Regions from separate parts of the Homo sapiens genome. Here all the other regions are linked to region 1. A link is a contact called in ENCODE Hi-C or POLR2A ChIA-PET data. All regions are on one chromosome and are shown on one strand. The core of a region is the stretch at or near the end of the contact, and the rest is flanking DNA. Distances in the headings are between cores, read along the strand shown. Region 1 holds the start of EXOSC5 (exosome component 5). Region 2 holds the start of SERTAD1 (SERTA domain containing 1). Region 3 holds the start of SHKBP1 (SH3KBP1 binding protein 1). Region 4 holds the start of SNRPA (small nuclear ribonucleoprotein polypeptide A). Region 5 holds the start of EGLN2 (egl-9 family hypoxia inducible factor 2).

What was found. Hi-C counts contacts between places; a loop is a spot of excess contacts on that map. ChIA-PET counts read pairs that join two places held with the same protein, here RNA polymerase II (POLR2A). Pooled maps may share reads with other maps.
Region 2: a loop to region 1 is called in a pooled map, with 5 times the contacts of the local background. The contact joins the promoter of SERTAD1 here to the promoter of EXOSC5 in region 1. A Hi-C loop is called at or near these places in 4 of 50 pooled maps. POLR2A ChIA-PET finds 5 or more read pairs at or near these places in 2 of 52 experiments (naive thymus-derived CD4-positive, alpha-beta T cell and naive thymus-derived CD8-positive, alpha-beta T cell).
Region 3: a loop to region 1 is called in a map of naive thymus-derived CD4-positive, alpha-beta T cell, with 21 times the contacts of the local background. The contact joins the promoter of SHKBP1 here to the promoter of EXOSC5 in region 1. A Hi-C loop is called at or near these places in 1 of 168 maps with a recorded cell type or tissue (naive thymus-derived CD4-positive, alpha-beta T cell) and 7 of 50 pooled maps. POLR2A ChIA-PET finds 5 or more read pairs at or near these places in 1 of 52 experiments (activated T-cell).
Region 4: a loop to region 1 is called in a map of CD8-positive, alpha-beta T cell, with 18 times the contacts of the local background. The contact joins the promoter of SNRPA here to the promoter of EXOSC5 in region 1. A Hi-C loop is called at or near these places in 3 of 168 maps with a recorded cell type or tissue (CD8-positive, alpha-beta T cell and naive thymus-derived CD4-positive, alpha-beta T cell), 2 of 37 single-sample maps with no recorded cell type and 12 of 50 pooled maps. POLR2A ChIA-PET finds 5 or more read pairs at or near these places in 3 of 52 experiments (GM12878, PC-9 and activated T-cell).
Region 5: a loop to region 1 is called in a map with no recorded cell type, with 14 times the contacts of the local background. The contact joins the promoter of EGLN2 here to the promoter of EXOSC5 in region 1. A Hi-C loop is called at or near these places in 2 of 37 single-sample maps with no recorded cell type and 7 of 50 pooled maps. POLR2A ChIA-PET finds 5 or more read pairs at or near these places in 3 of 52 experiments (AG04450, HCT116 and HEK293).

What each region holds. Positions count from the first base shown.
Region 1 is chr19:41,395,614-41,399,066 of GRCh38, reverse strand. EXOSC5 (exosome component 5) reads left to right here and starts at 1,708. Exons shown (of 6, transcript NM_020158.4): 1 at 1,708-1,886. The coding sequence starts at 1,739. It overlaps BCKDHA (branched chain keto acid dehydrogenase E1 subunit alpha), which reads right to left and starts at 1,249. Exons shown (of 9, transcript NM_000709.4): 1 at 1,132-1,249. The coding sequence starts at 1,239. RefSeq lists enhancers at 394-1,065, 1,221-1,500, 1,066-1,738 and a silencer at 1,497-1,785.
Region 2 is chr19:40,424,347-40,427,799 of GRCh38, reverse strand. It overlaps SERTAD1 (SERTA domain containing 1), which reads left to right and starts at 1,808. Exons shown (of 2, transcript NM_013376.4): 1 at 1,808-1,933. RefSeq lists a silencer at 2,351-2,440 and an enhancer at 2,483-3,285.
Region 3 is chr19:40,574,867-40,578,319 of GRCh38, reverse strand. It overlaps SHKBP1 (SH3KBP1 binding protein 1), which reads right to left and starts at 1,447. Exons shown (of 18, transcript NM_138392.4): 1 at 1,335-1,447; 2 at 1,036-1,089; 3 at 879-924; 4 at 690-763; 5 at 108-166. The coding sequence starts at 1,420. It overlaps SPTBN4 (spectrin beta, non-erythrocytic 4), which reads right to left. Exons shown (of 36, transcript NM_020971.3): 36 at 1,856-2,909. The coding sequence ends at 2,751. RefSeq lists silencers at 1,349-1,418, 1,439-1,618, 1,969-2,058.
Region 4 is chr19:40,749,953-40,753,405 of GRCh38, reverse strand. It overlaps SNRPA (small nuclear ribonucleoprotein polypeptide A), which reads right to left and starts at 2,203. Exons shown (of 6, transcript NM_004596.5): 1 at 1,925-2,203. The coding sequence starts at 1,997. ACTMAP (actin maturation protease) reads left to right here and starts at 2,929. Exons shown (of 6, transcript NM_198476.5): 1 at 2,929-3,453. RefSeq lists enhancers at 969-1,596, 1,597-2,224, 2,312-2,381, 2,922-3,161, 2,853-3,453 and silencers at 2,135-2,317, 2,582-2,721.
Region 5 is chr19:40,796,988-40,800,440 of GRCh38, reverse strand. EGLN2 (egl-9 family hypoxia inducible factor 2) reads right to left here and starts at 1,250. Exons shown (of 6, transcript NM_080732.4): 1 at 1,179-1,250; 2 at 1-102. RAB4B-EGLN2 (RAB4B-EGLN2 readthrough (NMD candidate)) reads right to left here. Exons shown (of 12, transcript NR_037791.1): 8 at 1-102. RefSeq lists silencers at 913-962, 1,113-1,472.

The DNA of each region.
Region 1 (3,453 bases), core at 459-2,958:
TCACCAATCCAGGCCTTCCCAAGGTCACCCCTTTCTTCTCCCCATCTCCAAGGTTAGTTTCTGTCCCTTCCCTCCACCCTCACTATCAACATTCCTATTGCCCTTAGGATGTGCCAGGTCCAGTCCTTAGCATTTTACATATTGATTTTTCACAGCCCTATGAGGTGGCCACTGTTAATATTTTAGAGAGGAAAATTAGCTCCATAGATCCAGAGAAGTGCAGTCCGTTGGCCAAGGCTACACAAGTGGAAAGCGGCAGAGCAAGGACATGCATCCACCCATGTAACCACTACTCTCCTATCTGTCAACTGTAGTTCAAAGCTCTTCTGCAACCCATTGCCTCTCCCCGTCTAAAGATAGGCTTCCACCTAGGTTTTTTGCAGTGTAATCTTGCCCTTAGCAGCATCCACCTGAAGGGATTGTGACCCTTTTGACAAGAAACAAAGCCTTCTCAAGTGTTTCTAAGAAATGTGGGCAAAGTGCCCTGTCTGTACCTCTCTCCCTCCTTTTTTCCCCTCATTAATTCAACAAATATTAATCGTCTCCTCTGTACAGTGTCCAGAACACACGAATTCTCTGTCTTGATATTCGATCAAGAGACACAGGAATCAAACAAATTTTTTACACAATTCATTTTAAAATCAGAATTGTGGCAAAGGAGCAAAGAAATACAAGGCCCTATGCAGCCTGTGACAGGGACCTGTTCTCTTCTTTCTTCTTCTTGAAGAGGGATCTTTGCCCAGAAGAAAGTCCCTCCCTTACAAAGTCAGTTTCATTCTCCAAACCCTGAGGGAGAAGGTCTTGCGGTCTTCCCCTGTTCCTCCAAGGAGCCTCCCCTGAATACCAGTGGCAGCTAATAAGGAACCCCCATCTCTCTCTTCAAGTCGTCTCCCTCAGGGCCCACAAAGAAGTTGCAAACGGGTTTTTTCCTCTCCTAAAGAAGTGGAAGTTCTTTTCGTCTCCTAAGGAAGTGGCAGATCTTCCCTTCGGTGTCTTCTCCAAGGAGTCTCCCACTCTTTTTCCCTTTTGTGACAGCCCTTCCTTCATATCCTTCAGGGACCCCACACTCTGAAGATAGCCTTTACATCCCTAATCCCCTTTGGGAAAACCGCCTGGGGCCCAGGTACTCACAGATCTAGCCAGTCCCCGAGCCCCAGGCTGCCGCAGCAGCAGGAGGGCAGCCTGGCTCAAACCACGGTTTAGCCGCCAGACCCTCGCTGCAGCGATCGCTACCGCCATCTTGGCTAACAACCACTCAGCGGTCCGGCACTCACGTAGGCTAGATTCGGGGCTGCCTCTTTATGTGCCTGACGCAAACTCCAGCACCATCTGACAAGAAAACCATCTTCTTCCCGTTCTGTGGTAGATAGAATGCACAGAGATTTGGAGAAAAAAAAATCTATCTACCCAAAATTTTCTCCAATCGCCTCATTGTAGTTACTCCTGTAACAGGCAAAGAAGAGGGCAACCTGACCAGGGCCTCAGGGATTTAGGGCCCGGGGGCCCAGAGTAAAGCGGATCAATGCCAAGGCCTGCCTTCTGTTCCCAAATGTCCAATGGCGTTGCCAGAGTTAGGAGGTGGGACTGGGCGGAGCCAGATTGTTGGTAAACGCTAAGCCACGTGCGGACGCCCAGGAGGATGGCCCAGCCCGGCGCGTGCGCACTGGTTACGCAGCCTGTTTGCGGCGCGCGCTGCCAGGCGGAAGTGACAACTGCAGCCGCACGTGGGCTCGGCGCGATGGAGGAGGAGACGCATACTGACGCCAAAATCCGTGCTGAAAATGGAACAGGGTCCAGCCCTCGGGGTCCTGGCTGCAGCCTCCGGCACTTTGCCTGCGAACAGAACCTGCTGTCGCGGCCAGATGGCTCTGCTTCCTTCCTGCAAGGTAAGAACTTCACCCAGGTCTTTCTTTTGGAGAGGGACTACCGTGTACTGTGCAACCGAGTGCCCACCTCCTCACGATACCAGCTGGTAAATGTCACTCCTGCGTTGATGCATGATTTCTTGTCCGATTGAATACTACTAAATACGCAGGGATACACACATCTCTCCCTCACGACTAGAAAGGAGAAGATAGTTCCATCTTTGTAACTATCTCTGAGAATGAGAGGAGGGGCAGACTGTCCGCCCAAGAATTGATATTTCAGAATAGGGAAAATCACCTCGCCAGGGTAAATATCCCCCTTAACTCGATTCCTCCTCCACCCTCCCACCCCCACCCCCCACACACACACCCTCTAGGTCCTTGCATCCCGGACTGAAGCAAACCTGTCTATTTGCATACTGTGGACTGTGGCGGATCTTTCACCCACGTAAATACTCCTCAAATTGAAGATAATGTCATTGCGCTGGGTTGAGAAATACATCCCCACCGCTACCTCACTGCATCTCTCCACACAAGTAAATATCCCTAAGATTAGGGCAAGTCAAAAAAAAAAAAAAAAAAAAGATTAGGGCAAGTCTTACCTATAGAGCAAATATCCCCTTTTCCTAGCTAAATAACTCTCAGAAGTAGATTAACTCCAAGAATATTTCTCTTTAACGTTTGAGACGGGAGGCCGGGGGCGGTGGCTCACGCCTGTAATCCCCACACTTTGGGAGGCCAAGACCTGTGGCTCACCTGAGGTCAGGAGTTCGAGACCAGCCTGGCCAACATGGCGAAACCCTGTCTCTACTAAAAATACAAAAACTAGCCAGGCATGGTGGCGGGCGCCTGTAATCCCAGCTACTCGGGAGGCTGAGGCAGGACAATCACTTGAACCTGGGAGGCAGAAGTTGCAGTGGGCCGAGATCGTGCCATTGTACTCCAGCGTGAGCGACAAAGCAAGACTCTGTCTCAAAAAAAAAAAAAATTGAGACAGCGTCTCACGATGTCACCCAGGTTGGTCTTGAACTCCTGGGCTCAAGCAATCCTCCTCCCAAAGTGCTCATACAGGTATGAGCCACCACGCCCAGCCCCAATACATTTTAACAAAATTTGGCTGCTGTGTTGATTGTGGGGAGTATGGGGGAAAACAGGGAGGTGATGGTGGCTCCAGCCAGAGCAGGAGTAGTGGAGGTGATGAGATTCTGGATGTAGTTTGAAAGTAATACGGACAAAACTTACGTATAGTTTGGTTTGAGTGCGAGGAAAAAGATTCAGGCATAACTAAGGTTTCTGCCCAGATCTGTACAAGTCTGGAAATCAGAAGAGAGACCCAAGCTGGACATAGGCAATTTGGAACTCTCTGGCTATATAGATGGTATTTCAGGCTATTGCCTGAACGAAGTGAGTGTAGATGGAAAAGAGAAGAGGTCCCAGGACCAAGCCCTAGGCCTTCCAACTTGAGCAGTCAGAGACATGTGACAAGCTAGCAAAGGAGACTCAGAAGGAACGCCCAGAGAGTTAGGGGGAAACCAGGAGATGGTGGTGACCTGGGGCCAAGAAAAGAGCATGTCTGAGATGTGAGGGC
Region 2 (3,453 bases), core at 559-3,058, 970 kb after region 1:
TCACTGCAACCTCTGCCTCCTGGGTTCAAGCTATTCTCCTGCCTCAGCCTCCTGAGTAGCTGGGATTACAGGCGCCTGCCACCACACCTGGCTGATTTTTTGTATTTTTAGTAGAGACAGGGTTTTACCATGTTGGCCAGGCTGGTCTCGAACTCCTGACCTCGTGATCTGCCCACCTCGGCCTCCCAAAATGCTGAGATTACAGGCGTGAGCCACCACGCCCGGCCCACGCCTGGCTAATTCTTAAATTTTTTTGTAGTGATGAGATCTCACTGTGTTGCCCAGGCTGGACTCAAGTGAACTCCTGGACTCAAGTGACCCTCCTGCCTTGGCCTCCCAAAGTACTGGATTACAGTTGTTGCCTAGCTAACAACTATCAATTAAATCTAGGTGAGAGAGTATTCAGGCGTGAGCCACTGCATCCGGCCATGGGAGGAGTATTATACCCTGTCTACCTCTAGCCCCATCCTGCATGTCTATCCACCTTGAACTAAGAGCTTGTCTTATTACAACAGCTATTACTACTAACAAAGAAACAACGTTGCTAACCAGGCATGGTGGTGTGCGCCTGTAGTCCCAGCTGCTTGGGGGTCTGAGGCAGGAGGATGGCTTGAACCTGGGAGGCTGCAGTGAGCCGAGATGGCACCCCTGCACTTCAGCCTGGGTGACAGAGCGAGACCCTGTCTCAAAAGCAAAATAAAATAAAATAAAAAGTAAAGAAAAAAATAATAAGCAGCTGGGCGCGGTAGCTCACGCCTGTAATCCCAACACTCAGGGGCCGAGGAGGGCGGATCACCTGAGGTGAGGAGTTTGAGACCTGCCTGGCTAACATGGTGAAACCCCATCTCTACTAAAAATACAAAAATTAACCGGGCGTGGTGGCGCACGCCTGTAGTCCCAGCTACTCGGGAGGCTGAGGCAGGATAATTGCTTGAACCTGGGAGGCGGAGGTTACAGTGAACCGAGATCGTGCCCCTGCACTCCAGCCTGGGCGACGGAGTGAGAATCTGTCTCAAATAAATAAATAAATAAATAAATAAAATGAAAAAAAAAAAAAAAACACAAAACATGTTGCACCCCACTCTGAAGATTTTTCATGAATTAATTTAATCCTTAAAAACAATCCTGTAAACTAGGCGCTATTTTCTCTCATTTTAAAGGAGAAACAGACCAGAAGGGATTAAAACACTTGCCGCAGGTCACACAGCTGCTTAGGGAATGGAGCCCGGGATGTGATTCCGTTGGTATCGCACTCCCACCTCACTCCCGCCTTTAACCACAATTAAGTCCAACTGTCCAGCATTGCTTGAGTGTGGTATTGTGTTCTTATAGATACGATCCTACTTAAAGTATCCTGTCAAGAGGTAGGCAAGACGATCCCCATTTAACTTTGTGTAGCTTGAAGAGGTTGATCATTTTTCCAAGGTCACGCATCCAGTGAGTGGGGAATCCGGAGTCGGAATTTGAACCCGGGCATTATCTGTAGTGTAGACCCCTGTCGGGGCTGGATGTGTAAGAAGCTTAATTGCCGGGTTTGGCAGGTGCATGGGTAGTTGTGAGGGGCTCGTATTTTGAGAGGCAAAAGCCCCCACTCGCCACCGTTCCCCGGAGTAAAAAGCCACCTCTTTCCACCCCTCACTCGCGCAGCTGCCCGGGCATGCGCCCTGAAGCCCCTCCTTCAGAATCCGCCCCCTACAAGCTCCGCCCATCACCATGCAGGGCCAATCCCTGGGGCGGAGGGCGGGGCAGCCACGAGAGTGGGCGGTCGCTAAGGGTAGTTAGGAGTCTGGAGTCGTGAGCCGGAGTCAGAACTGCGTCTCGCGACCCAGGCGCGGGTTTCCGGAGGACAGCCAACAAGCGATGCTGCCGCCGCCGTTTCCTGATTGGTTGTGGGTGGCTACCTCTTCGTTCTGATTGGCCGCTAGTGAGCAAGGTATGTAAATGAAGGGGCCTGGGAACAGAAGGGCTACCAGCGGCCGGGTCCTTCACAGAGTTCGATCCCTGGGTCCGACAGGTGCCCGCCGGGGCTGCCCGGGATCGAGACGCACGGACCTCTACGTGCTGTCTGCCCCGGCCGGGCCGGGTGAATCACGCCGCAGTCCGAGAAGGGGGCGGAGGCGCCGGCTTCTTGGCTCCGGCTGCGTGACTCACCCGCCCCCGCCGCCGCCGCTTCGGGAGGAGCCGCCTCCACTGCCGGAAGCGAGCGGAGGCCGGGCGCAGAGAACAGCCCGCCAGGGGTCCCGGCTCGCACGGCGCCGGGAGGCCGGCAGGAATCACAGCCGGGAATCGGGGCAGTAGAAGGGGTCCTGGGGTCAGAGGGGCCAGAATCCCCGGGGGAAAGCCGGCCTGGGCACCGCTAGGGGGCGCCGGGACCCGGGGGCGGAGTCGGGGGTGGGGGCGGAATTCCTGCGGTTCCGGACTCCCCGGACTGCGGGGAAGGGGACGAAGACCCTGTTTTGAGTAGTGTGGTGGGCCATTCTTAAAATCTTGCTAGGCAGGGTTCCGAAACTGGACTCTACAGTCTTCCTGGCCCAAAAAAGTAGGTAGCGCCAGGAGTCCAAAACTCCAGCCCTACCCCCGCCACTCCAAGAACAGTGGACCCTCAAACTTATCTCAGTGACTGAACCCGGTGCCGATCACGATTTCCCGACAAGCCCTGTCTATTCTGCCTCCCAAATAAGTCCTGACTCGACCGACTTCCTTCCATGCCACTACCAGCTCCTACTCCAGGCCATCACCATCGTCCGTCCCAAACGAGTACAGCCTACCAGTGGGTCTCAGATCCCCCCTCTTTTTGCCCCCCACAGTCTTCCTCGAAGCAGCCATGGGGGGGATCTTCCGGAAACCTAATCAGCTCACAGCACCATTCCCTCCCTGCTCAAATTCCTTTAATGACTGCCCACCACACTCAGGATAAAATCCAAACTCCCTACTTCTGCATATGTGGCTTTCTGTGACCTGGCTTGTGCCCGTTCCCCTAGCTGCTCCCCAATCTGGTCTCCTACCATGTCACTCTCTGTGTGCCACCCATGCTGGTCTCTTTCCAGTTCAAGCCCATCCAGCCTCTGGGCTTTTCTCTGCCTTTTTTTGTTGTTCCCTCCTCCCGGAATGCTTTTCCCAGGGTCTCCCATGGCTGACTTCTCTGGCCTGAGGGCTCCATTCAAATGTCACCTCCTTACAGGAGCCTTCTCTGATGATCTAAAAGGTCTCTAGGAACTTTTAGTGTCTTCCTGTAATTCTCTGTACATTTCCTGTGTTTCCTTATTTATTTACTGTTTGAAACATAGTCATAGTAGACAATAAATATTAAACTACGTGAAACTAGTTTAGTATTTATAATATTATAACTTATTTAGATATAATTATGTTATTATAATAAAATATGTGAAACAGCTGCTTTTGTAGGGGAAAAAGTTGAATATTGGCCATTCCACATGGTTCACTGAAGAAATA
Region 3 (3,453 bases), core at 198-2,697, 820 kb after region 1:
CACCTCTACCCCAGCCCTCTTTCAGGAGAGAAGGGGAAGAGGGGCAGGTAGCATCACAGAGTTGGTTTTCTATACAATGAGGATGATAGCTGGGGGCTCCCACTTACCCAGAGGAGTGAGCCCATAGAACTGGGCTTCATGGAGGAGGCTGGAACCGTGGACACCCCTGGGTAGTAGAATTGACTAGAGGTCAGGGTCTAGGTGTGGGGGTGAACAGAGAATGCTGAGAGGGTAATTTTCAAAACTGCACAGAGAATGTCAAGGGGTAGAAAGTTTTGATGGAATAAAGATGCTAAGGAGTGATGATATGGGTGGAGGAAATGTTGAGTGTGTGTGTGTGTGTGTGTGTGTGTGTGTGTGTGTGTGTGTGTAGGGAGAAATCGAAGGACATAAAATTTTAACATGATCAAGATTCTCATGAAGTTTTGCCTGTTTGCTTTTTTAGAGAAGGGGTCTCGCTATGTTGCCCAGGCTAGTCTCCAAATCCTGGGCTCAAGTGATCCTCCCACCTCGGCCTCCCAAAGTGTTGGGATTACAGGCGTGAGCAATCCCGGCGCGCCCGGCCTGTGATCAAGGTTCTGAATGAGAATTCTAATAGAATGGAGCTCACGTGGACATTCAGAGGAGGTGAAAGAACTCCTCAGGGACTGAAGACAGTGAGGGACTCCCTCCCCTTTTTCCATGCCAACCTGGGATCCAACTCTTTGGTGCGCAGGAAGTTGAGGATGGGGGCGAAGACTGTAGGGTCCCTGTCGATGAAGATCTGCGGGAAAGGGGGGCAGAGGATGGATGGGGTAAAAGGCAGGACTGAGTGGGGTCCTGCCCCTCTTCCTACCAACCCCTCCCCCCCATCCCATTTCAGTTCTTGTCCGACTCACTGCTCCGGTCTCATCTTTCAGCGTCGAGATGCGTCCGCTCAGAAGACTGCAGGGAAGGGACACCGAGCAGGCGTCACGGGCCGGGGGAGTGGATATTAGGTCTCCCACGCCCTCTCCATCCCTCCTACCCTCGCCCCAAACTCGCTCTCCCGATCACCTGGAGAAGAAGGAGTCTGGGATCCAGGTGAGAGTCTGGCGAGAGGTACTGAATCTGGGCGGGGAAGGTAAACGGACGCAAGAGATGAAGAGGAGCGGGTGAGGAATGCGTCCCCCTCCCGCAGGATCCAGGGTTCCCTCCCCTTCCCCCTCCCCCGGCGTTTTTCCAGAATCTCGCGCCTCCAAAGGGGGGGGGGGCGGAGCAACCCTTGATGGACAGGGATTCCCCCAGGAGAGGCGGATACTCCCACCCCGCTTCCCGCCCCCGAGGATGGGACCTCAGGAGTCTCCCACACTCACCTCTTGCCTCCCACATTCAGATGAATGACTTCCCCGGGAGGCCCCCGACTGGGGACCCCCTCGGCTGCAGTAGCCGCTGCTGCCATGGCCCCCGGGCGAGCCGGCTGGCCCGCACCCACTTCCGGGTGTGCACCCGGACCCCGCCTCCATAGGCTGCTCATTGGGCCAGAGACTCCAGGAGTCACTAGCGATTGGACAGAGCGCCTGCCCATCGCGGTTAACTTTTCCGCCTCCTTAAAGGGGTCCGCCTTTCCTGAACTTGACGGGGCGGACCCGGAGTCTCCTTTGGGGAAGTTTATTACGAAGCATAACGAAATATTCTCCATCCCTCTAGGTTCTCGTCAAGGGGCGTGTGTTTAGACCCCGAAATTAAGTCCACATAAAAGGGTACATCTGGATGTTCTCCGCAGCCACGGTACCCCCGTGCCCCTCTCCCCACCCCGCACCCACCCCTACAGCCACCACAGCCCTCCTTTCAATCCTCCCGGGCGCAGCCCAGAAAACCCAAACAAAGGACCATAGACCGTCAAAGCCAAAGGGTTTATTATAGGTACATACAGTGTGCGCCCGCCACACCGCCCCACACCCCCGGGCCCCAGCGGCTTCTCCAGGCGGCCATGGGGACTGCCCACAACCCAATCCCCCGACTCCCCAGGGAGGTGCTCCAGCCAGAAGCATGCAGGGGTGGGCTTCCCCTCGCCCCTCCCCTCATGAAGTGGCATTTACAACTGGAGGGGGGAGGAGAGAGGAAAACAGTTTTGAGCTTTGACGCCCCTCCCATTAAAAGCCTTCGCGGATGCGGGGCGGGGGAGGAGGAGATCGACGTTTTGCAAAAATAAACTAAGTCAGGAATTAACCGCATGGCTCTGAGGCGGCGGAGTGCAGGGGGCTAGGGCCCCTTCACTCCCCCCTCCCAGACAGAGATCAAGGCAGCATTGGAAGTGAGGTAAAGGCGGGGAGGGGGTGTCCCCTCCCTGCCCCCTAGCACCCTGGATGGTCCAGGGGACCTCACCAGCGCCCCCGTGCCCATCCCTAGGGCAGAGAGGGGGGCAGGAATTACTGCCCCCACCACCCCAGCTTCTTGGGGCAGGATCTGCAGATCGGGGCTGGGGGCTTGGCTCAACTGGCCCCCTGCCCACCCCCATCAAGCTCAGTTATTGCATAAAAATAAGGGACCCCCAGCACCTGGGGTGGGGGTGGTGAGTGGGAAGGGGCCGAGATATGGCTATAGGGGCAGCAATCTCCCCACCACTTCTTGGGGTGCAGGAGAAGTCCCCTCCTTTCCGGTGCCCACCATGTCACGCGTCCTCAGTGTTGGAACTAGGGGCTCCCGCCCCTGCGGAAGAAAAAGTGTCTTTGTGCCCACAGTGCGGAAAAGAGGGGAGACGAGATGTGTCAGGTCCTGGGGGTGGGAAGTCACTTCCTGCGCCCGCTGGCCCTGCGATCTCCGCCTTCCCTCTTAGGGTTGCCCTCATCTGTGGATGAAGTAGTGGGTAGTGTCTGGCCCCAGCGGGCGATCTCTGCGTGTTCCGCCACCGAGGAAGCTACAGCCTCCAGCCAGCCGTTCATCTCCTCCTGGGGGAAGAAACAGGGCACAGAGGCCGTATTTGGAAGAGAGAAGCTGGAATAATAGGTGAATTTCAGATCAGACTACCCTCTCTGAAATTCAGTTTTCTCATCTATTAAAAAGGGATGATGATGATGATGCAGTTACATAGCAATATGTGCCAGGCTCTGTTCCAAACACTTTAGTGGATTAATTCCCTTAAACCTATGCAATAGGATTGTATATACTTCCTACTACAGAGATAAATGACACAAACAATGATAATAATATGGGCAGGCACTACTAGAGCACTGATATTTACTAGGCCCTGTGCTAAGTATCAGTTTATCATGTATCAATTAAACATGGAGCAATTTAATTCTCACAGTAACCCTATGATAAGAGACTTTTTTTTTTTTTTTTTTGAGACAGAGTCTTGCTCTGTCCCCCAGGCTGGAGTGCAATGGCTCGATGTCAGCTCACTGCAACCTCCATCTCCCAGGTTCAAGAGATTCTTGTGCCTCAGTCTCCTGAGTGTCTGGGACTACAGGCACGTGCCACCATGCCTGGCTA
Region 4 (3,453 bases), core at 954-3,453, 650 kb after region 1:
AAAAAAAAAAAAAAAAAAAAACATATGCAAAATTTACACTCCTGATTTTTTTTTTTTGAGACAGTCTCTATCACCCAGGCTGGAGTACAGTGGTGCGGTCTCAGCTCACTGCGACCTCTGCTTCCCAGGGTTCAAGTGATTCTCCTGCTCAGCCTCCCGAGTAGCTGGGACTGTAGGTGCGCACCGCCACATCCAGCTGATTTTTGTATTTTCAGTAGAGACGGGGTTTCACCATCTTGGCCAGACTGGTCTTGAACTCCTGACCTCAAATGATCTGCCCACCTCAGCCTCCCAAAGTGCTGAGATTACAGGCGTGAGCCAGTGCCCGGCTGCTGGTTTTGCTTTCTTCAACAGCAACTTCACTGGTAACCTCAAACTGAATCCCAACAAGCTCCTTCGGTTCTCCCGATAATTTTCTTGAAGTGATAAGAGCTAACATTTATCCAGCCCTTTACTAGCTGCCAGTTACCATAAAAAAGAAATACTGCAAGGTTTAGCTAATTTAATCTCCCCCAACATCCATGCAAAAAAGGTATTATGATTTTGCTCAGTTTTTAGATCTGGAAAATGAGGTTCAATAAAGGTGATAATTTACTTGAGAATGTGAGAGAGTCTTTCCGATTTCAATAATTGAGTTCTTTTTTTTTTTCCTTTTTTCAGATAGGTTCTTGCTCAGCCCAGGCAGCAGTGCAGTGGTGCAATCATAGCTCACTGCAGCCTCAACCTCTCTAGCTCAAGCGATCCTCCCACTTCAGCCTCCCAAGTAGCTGGGACCACAGACGCACCCCACCCACGCCCAGCCTTTTTTTTTTTTTTTTTTTTTTTTGTAGAGAAAAGGTCTGGCTTTGTCGCCTAGGCTGATCTTGAACTCCTGTGTTTCAGTGATCCTCCTGCCTCAGCCTCCCAAAGTGTTGGGCTTACAGGCCTGAACCACCACGCCCGGCCAAAAATTGGGTTCCTAAGCAGAATTCTATACGGGTGGCCTCAACCACTTTACTTGCTATGTGACCCTGGGCAAGTCACATCACCCCTGTCTCAGTTTCTTTTTCTTTTCTTTCTTTTTTTTTTGAGACGGAGTTTCGCTCTTGTTGCCCAGGCTGTAGTTCAATGGCGCAATCTCGGCTCACTGCAACCTCCGTCTCCTGGGTTCAAGCAATTCTCCTGCCTCAGCCTCCCGAGTAGCTGGGATTATAGGCATGCGCCACCATGCCCGGCTAATTTTGTATTTTCAGTAGAGAAAGGGTTTCTCCATGTCGGTCAGGCTGGTCTCGAACTCCCGACCTCAGGTGATCCGCCCGCCTCGGCCTCCCAAAGTGCTGGGATTGATTACAGGGGTGAGCCACCGCGCCCGGCCCCAGTTTCTTAGTTGACGAATGGGAATAACAATAGCCTTCTTCCTACAAGATTGTTGTGAGAATTAAATGTTATCAAGATTTATATGAAAGCACACAGACCAGCCCATGATACAGAGCGTTAGCCACCATTATGGTACATGTTCATTGTGGGCTGATCACTGAAAAAGCCGGTGACCAAGAAAGCCCCAGTCCTTGCCCTCACGGAGTTCAAAGGCCACTGGGAGGAGAGAGAGCCCCACGACAGCTCAGAGGAATCAGGGCTTGATGGGAGATGGTCTCAGCGTACGGCAAGTCAGCGGCAGCCACGTGAAGGGACAAGGCAAGGCTTCCTGGAGGAAGGGTCCTGTGACCTCAAACCTTGTAAGATGAGCAGCAGTGACCACGTTAAAGGGCAGAGTGTAAGATGAACTAATGGAGTGTTGAAGACAGGAAGTAGTTTGTGTAAAGGCCAAGGAGTTAACTCGAAGTTTGGCTGGACAAACACTTAGAAAGAGAGGCGGGTGCAGGGGACGGAAGAGGGGCCAGCCCGTGCGGGACAGTCTGGACTCCGGACTATCCCGAGAACTCACCATCCTTCTTGATCTTCTCATTGAGGTTGTTGATATAAATAGTGTGGTTAGGGCGGGTCTCGGGAACTGCCATGGAGTGAAGTGTTGAGGTAAGTCTTAAAGGAGGAAAAACGTGACTTTAGCCCTGGGTTTCTCCAAATCCTTTGTCCCAACGTCGGCTGCTCAAGGATCTTCCTCCGAAAAGGAAGTCAGGTAAGGCGGGAGTAGGGGCAAGGACGGAGGCAAAGCGCGACAACAAAGCGTGCGTAGGACCCGCTTCTCCAGCCCGCGTGCGGAGAGAACTCTCGAGAGATTTACTACGACTTCCAGGATGCTCTACGCGACCCGGTGGGCGGAGCACCCTAAATGGCGATTCCCATTGGCCCAAGCATCCGAAGGGCCGTCCCGGAGAAAAAACCCGGATGTGGGAGCCAGTATAGAAAAAAGGGACAGGTCCTAGGCAGCCTGGCCTCGAGCAGCAAGTTTCCTCAGACGGGCCCAGGAAGGCCCGGACGCCAAGCGTACCGCTCGCCTGCCGCCGATGGTCGTTTGCACCGGAGGTTACCTTCCGACAGGGCCGTAGTTCTCTCAACCGGCGCCTGCTACTTCCCTGAGACCAAACCACAAAGCTTTCTCTCCTGGCCCCGCCTCTGCCTTTCTGCCAGCCAATCGCCGCGCGGAAACGCAGTAGCTTGACCAATCAGAGCAAGTCTCGTTTCTGGGCTCAGCTGTTGCCAATCAAAACGATATTTGGGTTCCCGCCTAGGTAGAAAAACCCCGCCCCACTCCCTGAAAGCCCACCTCCTTCCGTGGCGCCCGGGTCTACGGACCAATCAGTGAAGGTCACGAGTCTGTACGCGTCTCGCGCTGCGGTGTCTTCCGGAGGCAATCCTTTTTGGAGTCCCGCCTCTTACCCCCGCCAGAGCTGCGTTTTCTGTCACGTGATCGCAAAATGGGCGGGAACTGTTGCGTGTAATACCACGTGATATGGGAAAGGCAGTGTGCGGGGGCCGCCATTTTCCGGGAGTGGGAGGTGCACTTTACTTCCTGACTCCTTTCCTTTTTCCAGTGGTTATCGCGGCGCCCACCGGCCTCTGATCTCTGAGTCTTCTCCAACCCACAGACGTTTTTTGTTGCTCTGGTTCCAGGACCTTCTCCACAACTAGGCCATTTTCCCTGCCAGGTGTCCTTTTTGACCTCTTGACCTCTGACTCAAAGGTCAGCTCAAAGGTTCCGAACTCGGGCCTGGGATGTGAGGGGGTACTGAACCTAAGTTCTCCGAATCTTTAGCCCTGGGTCCCTAAGTCGCATCCTTAAGGCACCTCACTCTAGATCTGAGCCTTCATATCCCAAACTCACTCATGAGTTTCCACATCCAGCCCCAAAGAATGAGTTAACTCCTACTAACTCTCCACCTAAGACTCCCGAGGTAACCCAACCGGTACCACAGATCCGGTTCCGGATTTAAGGACCCCACCCTGTTAACCGTCAGGTGCCTTATGACTTGAGTCAGCCTCGCAATTCCTGCTCCCGTGGTTTCAAATATTAGC
Region 5 (3,453 bases), core at 1-2,500, 600 kb after region 1:
CAGGGCAGACAGCAAGAGCTCTTCTCGTGCCCTGGGGGTTGCTTGCTGGTCCCCAAGTCCTCTGCGGTCCCTAAGGGCTTGGGAAGGGACCCTTCAGGGTGGCTAGAGAAAGGAAAAAAAAAAAGGGATGTGAGAGAAACTAGAGACAGGCAGGCAGGGGAAAGCCGGGATGGTATGGGCAGGAGTGGGGAAGACGACCAGGACAGACTTGACTATAGAGGCCCCCCAAAACCTGAGGCCAAGTCGGGGAGAGGACCCTGAGAATCTGGAGGTGCGGGAGTCCGCTGACAGATAAGAGGCAGTGATAGGGAGAGGCTGGAGGCCAGGGGCTGGGTAGATGACCCTAAGACAGAGGACTGTGGTGCAGGTTGTGGGACGCGGTAACCAAAGACAGAAGAAGGAGGGCTGGAGTAGAAAAGGGTGGTGTGGAGGAGTGGGAAAGGAGGGGGTTTGGAAAATAGGAGGGACCTGCCTCGGCGTTCCAGAAAGACAACGAGAAACGTGGGGGTTCCAGGGAGAGTCAGGGTGGGGGCGGGGGGGTCAAAAGACAGAGGAAACTGGGGAGTCCAAAAACAAAGAGAACGAGGGGCCCAGAGACAGAAAAATAGACCGGAGGGAAGCTGGGAGGGAGGACCCGGGGCGGAGCGGGACGGTGGGGTCGACCCGAGCCCGACGGGAGGAAGCCGGCCGGGGGCGGACACACGCCCAGACGGAAGGGAGGTCCCGAGACTGACCGACGGGAGGGGCCCTCGGGGAGAGGGTCCGCGGCGACAGAGGAAAGGACGGAGGAGGGTGCACGCACCCGGAGACAGGACGAGAGATAAAGGTGCCCCCATCCAGGGCACCCCAACGCCCCCAACCCGGGGCAGGCCCTGAGGCCCCTTCTGAGCGCAGTAGGCGACAGGGGCAGGGCCTAAGGGCCGCTCGGACCCCCTCCCCTCCCCCTCCACTCGGCCTCCGCCCGGCGCGCGCTCCCCGCCCCCACCCCAACCCCCACAACGGCCGGCACCCAACGTAACCGGCGCGCGTCCCCTCCCCCGCGCCGCACCCACATCCCCCTTCCCGGGGTCGCCCCGGCAGGCCCCGGCGCGCGCCCCCACACCCCGCCCGGTTCGCGCCGGCGCCCCGGCTCCGGCTTAGTCTCCTCCCGCTCCCTTCTCGCCCCGCGACCTCCTCACCGAGCTTTTTCCTCCGGCCCCGGCGCCGCCGTTTGTGCCAGCCGCCCTGCGCCGCACAGCGCGCCATACCCCGCCCCCACCGCGCGCGACGCCCCGCCCCGCCTCGCCCGGTGGGCACGTGACCGCGCCCCGCGGAGGGGACGGCGCCTGCGCAGGCCCGAGCCGCGCGGGGCGGGGCGGAGCGGGGCGAGGAAGTTCGGGACAACCCCCCTACCAAGGAGAAAGGAAACAGCGGTCCGTGGCCTACACGAGGTTCATTTGCATCCTCCGCCCCGCCCCCTTTGCGCGGGAGGGGGAACGCAGTGTGAGGGGCCGGGTCTGGGAGGGGGCGTTTCTTGCATGTTGGAATCAAGTGGCGTCGGCGGGGCGGGGCACGCAAATGATGTGATTTACATGGACAGGCCTACCCGCCCCCCGCCCAGCGCGGGGCACCGAGTTCGGCAGCGCGGTGCGCGTGACTTCATTTACATGGTCAGCTCCTCCTCCTTCTCGCCGTCCAGGAACGGAGGTGAGAGACGGAGAAATGGCTACGCAGTTAGTTGAGAAATGTATGTAAATTCGCACGTCAGTAATTTACATAAGTATCTTTTATAACGGAGGCAAAAAAGTGCGGGTTGCCCTTGAGAAAAGGGAACGCGGACTAGAAGGGATGTGCAAATGTGTATTTTCAAGACCCGCTCCGGCCTGCCCCCTCGGGACGATTGTGGGAATCAGAATAAAGAACCAGGGAAAGTCTGGGCAACGGAGTGAGACCTTATCTTTACACAAAATTAAAAAATGAAACAAAAAAAAATCCACGGAACGCTACACAGAGAAGACATTTGCATGGCCAGCTGGGAACACTTTAGGAGACTAAGGAGATAAGGTCATTTTGAATGCCCTGCCCGCTCCACCATTGCTCTGGAGAGCTGGGACTCAAGGCTCCCGCCGGGTCGGTGAAGGCCGACGTGGAGATGGGAGGGCGACGAGCAACTGGGAGTGTCCTCGGGGCTGCACCAGTCCCCTGCAGGCCACCTGAGGGCGTAGGGCGGTTCGCGTGAGCACAAGGGCATGCATACTGGTATCCACACATGCGTGAGGATTGCACAAAAGCCCGCAGTCCTCAGGGCACACACAGGGTTCATGGCCACACAAGGGTGTTTCTAGTTTAGTTTTGTTTTTGAGATGGGGTCTTACCCTTTTGCCCAGGCTGAAGTGCTGTGGCATGATCATAGTTCACTGCAGGCCCAACCTCCCAACTAAAGTGATCCTCACACCTCAGCCTCCGGAATAGCTGGGACTTCAGGTGTGTACCACGACACCTGGCTAACTTTTTCTGTTTTTTATTTTTGTAGATAGGGTCTCTCTGTGTTGCCCAGGCTATAGTCTCCAACTCCTGGGCTCAAGTGATCCATCTGCCTTGGCCTCCCGAAGTGCTGGGATTACAGGCATGAGCCACCACGCCTGGCCACACATGGGTGTTTAAAAGGAGCCAAATTCACACCAAAACACACACAGACCTCGGGGTACACATGCACAGGCACACACGCAGTAGTGAGTCACTGCCTCTGACTCTCAGGCATCAGACATGCACACACCGGAGGCCCACCTATAGGTCCAAATTCCCATCCCCTGGCCTTGATGTCCCAAACAATACCAGCCTCACCAATACAATGACCAAGGCCACAGAGCAGTTACGGCTGTCAGCATCACACACAACCAGCACACATTATATCCTATAGACATCATCCCATATGCAGGTACTGGAAACATGTACACATGTCACAAACACAGGGACATCAGCGTGTTTACACACGTGAGCTTAGAACACAGATTGTCACAAACTGTCCACACAGTAACAAATTCCCTCCCTCCGCAACAGGCACCTGAGTCATCATGCTTGGTATACCCCACACCACGTCCAATCAGGAAACAAGGCCCCCAAGGCCAGGCCCAGTGGCTCACACCTGTAATTCCAGCACTTTGGGAGGCCAGCGCGGGCGAATCACCTGAGGTTGGGAGTTCGAGACCAACCTTGACCAACATGGAGAAACTCCATCTCTACTAAAAATACAAAATTAGCCAAGTGTGGTGGCACATGCCTGTAATCCCAGCTACTCGGGAGGCTGAGGCAGGAGAATAGCTTGAACCCGGGAGGTGGAGGTTGTGGTGAGCCAAGATCACGCCACTGCACTCCAGCCTGGGCAACAAGAAGGAAACTCCATCTCAACAACAACAACAAAAAAACAGAAACAAGGCCCCCAAACACCATGACACATGATTCTTCCATCAGGGA